Regions from separate parts of the Homo sapiens genome. Here region 1 is linked to region 2. The links are chromatin contacts, found by Hi-C or POLR2A ChIA-PET in ENCODE. All regions are on one chromosome and are shown on one strand. Each heading gives the region's core, a stretch centred on a gene start or an enhancer-like site at or near the end of the contact. The rest is flanking DNA. Distances are from core to core; before and after follow the strand shown. Region 1 has its middle 21 kb from the start of TRMO. Region 2 overlaps PTCSC2 (papillary thyroid carcinoma susceptibility candidate 2).

What was found. A loop is a pair of places that touch in the nucleus more often than their neighbours do. ChIA-PET counts read pairs that join two places held with the same protein, here RNA polymerase II (POLR2A). Pooled maps may share reads with other maps.
Region 1: a map of gastrocnemius medialis shows a loop between it and region 2 (2.6-fold over the local background). The contact joins two enhancer-like sites. A Hi-C loop is called at or near these places in 3 of 168 maps with a recorded cell type or tissue (PC-3, gastrocnemius medialis and mammary epithelial cell) and 4 of 50 pooled maps. POLR2A ChIA-PET finds 5 or more read pairs at or near these places in 4 of 52 experiments (CD4-positive, alpha-beta memory T cell, Panc1, activated T-cell and 1 more).

Annotation. Positions count from the first base shown.
Region 1 is chr9:97,899,816-97,902,515 of GRCh38, reverse strand. It overlaps a transcript of TRMO not described here. Among named protein-coding and RNA genes, the nearest start is that of TRMO, 21 kb to the left of the region's middle. Within about 2 kb of position 1,400, at least 2 of the 41 ENCODE cell types and tissues checked have a DNase peak (open chromatin) inside an H3K27ac peak, as active enhancers do.
Region 2 is chr9:97,740,064-97,742,763 of GRCh38, reverse strand. The region is part of intron 5 of PTCSC2 (papillary thyroid carcinoma susceptibility candidate 2); the gene reads left to right. Among named protein-coding and RNA genes, the nearest start is that of XPA, 44 kb to the right of the region's middle. RefSeq lists an enhancer at 1,172-1,281. Within about 2 kb of position 1,428, at least 5 of the 41 ENCODE cell types and tissues checked have a DNase peak (open chromatin) inside an H3K27ac peak, as active enhancers do.

The DNA.
Region 1 (2,700 bases), core at 151-2,650, 160 kb before region 2:
AGCCTGGCCAACATGGTGAAACCCTACCTCTACTTAAAATACAAAAATTAGCTGGGTGGTAATGGCGCATGCCTGTAATCCCAGCTACTCGGGAGGCTAAGGCAGGAGAATCGCTTGAACCTGGGAGGCAGAGGTTGCAGTGAGCCGAGATCGTGCCACTGCACTCCAGCCTGGGCGACAGAGTGAGACCCTGTCTCAAAAAAAACCCACAAAAATAATAAAAAGGATGTTAAATATAATCTGGCTCAGTTTTCTGCCAGTTCCTGAGTCTCTTCAATGTTCCCACTATCTGGCCTTTCCAGGCCCTGCCTAAATGAGGTATATACCCCTGACCTGTGCAGCTTATTCTTTATGGGCAGTGCTCATTATTAAAACATTCTTCCTGAACGTGAGATCCACTCTGTCCTCCGACAGCTCTGCCCACTAGAGAGGCCACACAGGCTGGTTGCCCTCCCAAGTTAGCCTGTCATACCACCCCTTGGTCTTCCCTAGGCTGAGCACCCCCGTTTTCTTCAGCTGTTTCTCATAACATGATCTCAAGCCTCTTCTGAACCCCAGGCTTTCTTGAGTCTCCATATGAGCATTTGCCTCTGTGGGCACAACTTCAAGTGTCCTTTGTGAGGAAATGTGCATCTCTGGTTGGTGAACTTCCATCCCTCAGAGAGAAATAGAAGCACAAATTTGAAACAAGCTGTCTGTCTGTCTGTTTCTTTATGTCTTGGAAACTTTATTTATCCATCCAAGCTTTTTTTTTTTTTAGCCTTTGAGAGCAGGCAACCATCCAAGCTCATTCCACGAACCCAGAGAATTAAATATACCTGATTTGTAGCACAAAATAAATAAATGATAAAAGTTCCCTCAAACCTTCCATCAAGTGGTTTTAAAACTGTCATTGATTTTATGTCCGGAATTGAAGTTGTTTTGGTGCGTGCATGTACACACACGCATGTACACACACACACAAATACACACTAATCCTAAAAATGAGATGGAAATGAGCTACAAGAAAACTCAAAAGTGCCATAATTATGACTGTCAAAAATAGTGTTACAGCTCTAGGGTCGTTTTGTGTCCTATTTGTATCAAAATCACATTTGGTCCTTTATTAAGTGGGAGGTGAGTACATCAAGAGGAAGAGGTTGCTTGATTCTTGGTCCTTTAGATTTTTAAGACTCTTTGGCCAGAGTTTTGGAAAAGGGATTGTGTCAACAAGCAAAGTTGTGGTTTCAGGACTGCCTTAGAAACTTTTTCAAGAGAAGAAACAATTCTCTACTAGGCGTAAATGGCACCCACCTTAATTTTTAGCCTTTGCTTTTTGGTGCCTGTAGGGGGAGCCCTTGATAGCAGATTTTATTCCCATTTCACTGGCTTGGAGGAAAACACCAGGAGTTCAAGCTGTTTAGGTAATTTTGGCGTTTGGCCCACCTGCCCCAGCTTTAAAGAACAGTAACTTGTACAAGCAATGCTGACTGATGATTGTCAGTCACATGTGAGAAGAGATTAGAAAGATGAGTGGCATTTATTAATTTTTTCTTAAATTGTAAGCTTGGCTTCAGGGGTGGGATTGATTATTCCAGCATGTGGATCTGTGCACAACCAGGTGACTCATTAAGCCCATGAGCACACACGGACAAGGCATTGACTTTGTTTCTGTGTTTGTGACTTTTTTTCTTGGAGAGAAGAAAATGAAGTTGACGTGAATCAACCTCTTGTTGGTAGGGTTTTTAAAATGCTACAGTCCCAGAGAAAGCAAGAGAAGACTCAATAAAAATGAAAGCCTGCATCACTTACTGAACTTTTATCATGTCCTTGGAACTGGACTATGTGCTTTTCGTACATTGGGTGGAGGTTGAGTAACGTGCTCAAGCTGCTCGGCTGCACAGCTAGGATTCCAACCCACCAGTCTGGCCTGAGTCCTCTTCCTTCTCAGCCTGGCTCTACGCCTTAGCAAATCATGCTGGTTTATTGGAAGGTCAGCAGTTCCATATGATTCAGCACATGAGTCTTTGGCAGAATGAAGTCCATGGAAATCCAACCACTCGTGAAGAATGCACAGGGGAATAAGGGCAGAAACGCCCATTCCCACAGGATCTGCATGGAACCTCCTGGGAAGCAAGATGGGAAATACGAAGAGCACTGGGCTTGGCCTCAGAAACTTCAAGCGCTTTCTGCCCTGCCATGGGCTAGCTCGTGACCTCAGGCAAGTCACTGCACCCTGCCTCTAGCTCTGTGACCTTACAGAGTTGTTGCCAGGATAATGCTTGGGAAAGTGTCTTCTGAACTCTTCAATGACCTATAAACCTAGGTAATATTTTTATTGTGTTTCTCTTCATTGATAGCCTTTTTCTACCACTCTGTTCTGGCTTACCTGGCTAGATAAGCAGACTTCAGGGGGATCTAGGGGGTCCCTAAAATTCAATGTATGAATGGCTTCTGTTTTTGTTGTTTTGTTTTGTTTTTTGAGGCAGTCTTGCTCTATTGCCCAGGCTGGAGTGTAGTGGTGCAATCACGGCTCACTGCAGCCTTGACCTCCCAGGCTCAAGTGATCCTCCTGCCTCAGCCTCCTGAGTAACTGTTTGCCACCATGCCCAGCTAATTATTTTTTCTTTCTTTCTTTTTTTTGGAGACAGAGTCTCTCTCTGTTACCCAGGCTGGCGTGCAGTGGCTCAGTCATAGCTCACTACAACTTCTGCCCCTGGG
Region 2 (2,700 bases), core at 179-2,678:
AAGCGTTGAAAGACATTCTGTTCTGGGGAGGACTGGCACAGAGCCAGGCTGTTCCAGCCAGCCACTCCCTATCTCAGGATGTTGCCCTTCCAGCATATTCTACAGTTATTCTTGAGAACTACAAGGCAGAAAGGGGGTAGAACTGGATGAGTCCAAGGTCGCCTGGAGAAGTATCCCACACAGGTGGTACACAGACATGGCCAAATTAGAAATGCATGAAGTTCCAACACTCTGCAGTAGCCAAAGCACAAATCCAGCAGGATCCCAGACAGTGAAAGCCCATCATTCTTTTTTCTTTCCTGTGTGTGTGGTTTTGTTTTGTGTGTGTGTGTGTGTGTGTGTGTGTGTGTGAGACAGGGTCTCTCGTTCTGTCGCCCAGGCTGGAGTGCAGTGGTGCAATCACAGCTCATTGCAGCCTCAAACTTCCAGACTCAGACGATCCTCGTGCCTTAGCCTCCCTAATAGCTGGGACTAAAGAGGAGTAAGACACTGGGCCGCCTTCTTTCTTCTTCTCTTCTTCTTCTTCTTCTTCTTCTTCTTCCTTCTTCCTCTTCCTCTTCTTCCTCTTCTTCTTCTTTCTTCTTCTTTTCTTCCTTCTTCCTCTTCCTCTTCCTCTTCTTTTCTTCTTCCTCTTCCTCCTCTTCCTCTTCCTCTTCTTCCTTCTTCCCTCCTCCTCCTCCTCATCTTCTTCTCCTTCTCCTTCTTCTCCTTCTTCCTCTTCCTCTTCTTTTTTTTCATAGAGACAGGATTTCACCATGTTTTCCAGGCTGGTCTTGAACTCCTGGGCTCAAGCGAGCCTCCCCGCACCGGCCTTTGGGAGCCGACAAGGAATCCCTGTCTTCTAGTAGTCTTCAAAGCCAGATCCAGCTTGTCTAGGTTAAGGATTCGATGCCTCCAATGAGGCAGAGAAAATGAACATGCCCGTTCCCCCAAGGCCTTCAAGAGCCTCCAGGCTCACAGAGATTAACTTGTCCTCACCCGCCTGCCTGCCTTTTGTGCAGATCTCTGCATTGTCCTGAAGAAAGACTCCGGCACTCGGGCTGAAACTCCGTGTGCCGATGACCCTGGCCTTGTCCCGGGAGGCACTGGAAGGGATGGCGCCCGTCGCGCTCCTGAAGGCCCGGAGCCACCCGCTGTGAGCAGATAACCGGCAGCACTGGGCAGCGCGGAGGCGGCCCCACGAGGACTCAGCCCCGGGCTGGGAGTCAGGGATTCGCCCTGAAGCCTTGCAGGTGCCCCCGTCACCGGGCGTCGGATTCCCGCGGGACGCGGTTTTCCCCACGGCTGGGCCTCCCTTTGGGCGAGTCCCCAGCACAATGCGCGTCATCCCGCAGACCTGCCCGGCAGAGGCGGGCGGGCAGGAGCGCGCTTGGCTTCCTGTCTCGCTGAATGGCTTGAATGGGCGCTGGGCCCGTTCCTAATCCCCTAGCGGCTGACTGTCCCGGCAGGGGCGGAGGAGGGCGGGGGGGCTTGCAGCCCTGGCGTCTCCTCGCAGGCTGCAGGCAGTGGGGCCCGCCTGTTCTAGTTCCGCCTACCTTTCCAGGGTGAGACCGGCAAGGGGACTCTAGGCAGGCAGGCGCCCTCCTGGAACCTTCCGCCCTTCTCCCAGGACTATTCCTGTTCAGAGTTGCGTGTGCTAAGGTTACAAGCAGGGCGCTAGTGGTGGAGAAGAGCTTCAAGATCCAGCGCATCAGAACCGGAAACGCCCTTACTTATCATCCCCCTTCTCATTTTACCAGTGAGGAAACAAGTTCTAATGGTTCAGGAACTGCACACAATGAGTAAGTGAGAGACATAAAAGAGTCAAGGCTTCAGTCAGGTGGCCTTTCCAGTAGACCAGCTGTCTCCCAAACCTATTCCCTGCAGCATCCCCAAAGACTAGGAGATATTTAGTGCTCCTGACAAAAAAAGTTAAGCGAAGGCCCTCAGAAGTCCTGCAGTGTGTTAACGTGGACGATGTTAATGCAACCCTTTCCAAACTTACTTGGTAGCTCCTTCTTTTTTCACATGGCACCTTTTCTCAGAAGCAGAACTCTGAATCACACGATCTGGAAATTCTGCACTAGACCCTGCTGTAAATTTTCCAGAAGTGATTATGAAGAAGATGAGGATATTTCTGTTTAAAATTTGTTGAGTGTCATCCAGGTGGAAGGCTGTAAAATAAGAGGGATCCCTTTATAGATTCAGAGTCACCCGGTGCTTATTGGGCATCTGTTACTACCAGGTGTGTTCCATCTCAATTATCTCTGCTCAGCCTCCTAACAACCCTGTTGGATGATTAATAGAACCTCAACTTTACAATCGTGGAAACTGAGGCACATGGAACTGAGTAACTTGCTTAAGGTCACACAGCTAACAGCAAAAGTGGGTTTCAAGCCAAGTCTGAAATCCGGGGCCCTTGTTCTTCTGCCATGCCCCCTTGCTCCTCTTTCCATACAGTCTGTTAATGAGGCAAAAATGCTGAACTGGAAATAAAAGAAAAAACCCTGAGTTCATGCCCCATTCCACTCCTGTTGCACTGTGTGACCTTGGACAAGACCCTGTCCTCCCAGGTCTAAGGCATCCCCCCAACAATGGGAGGGTTAGAACAAGTTCCCAGTCCCTACATGACTTTCCTGCTCCAGCATCCCATGGCTCCACCACTCTGGTCCTCAGACCCAGTGGTCTAGAGGTTGTGCTATCAGGGACATAGATCATCCT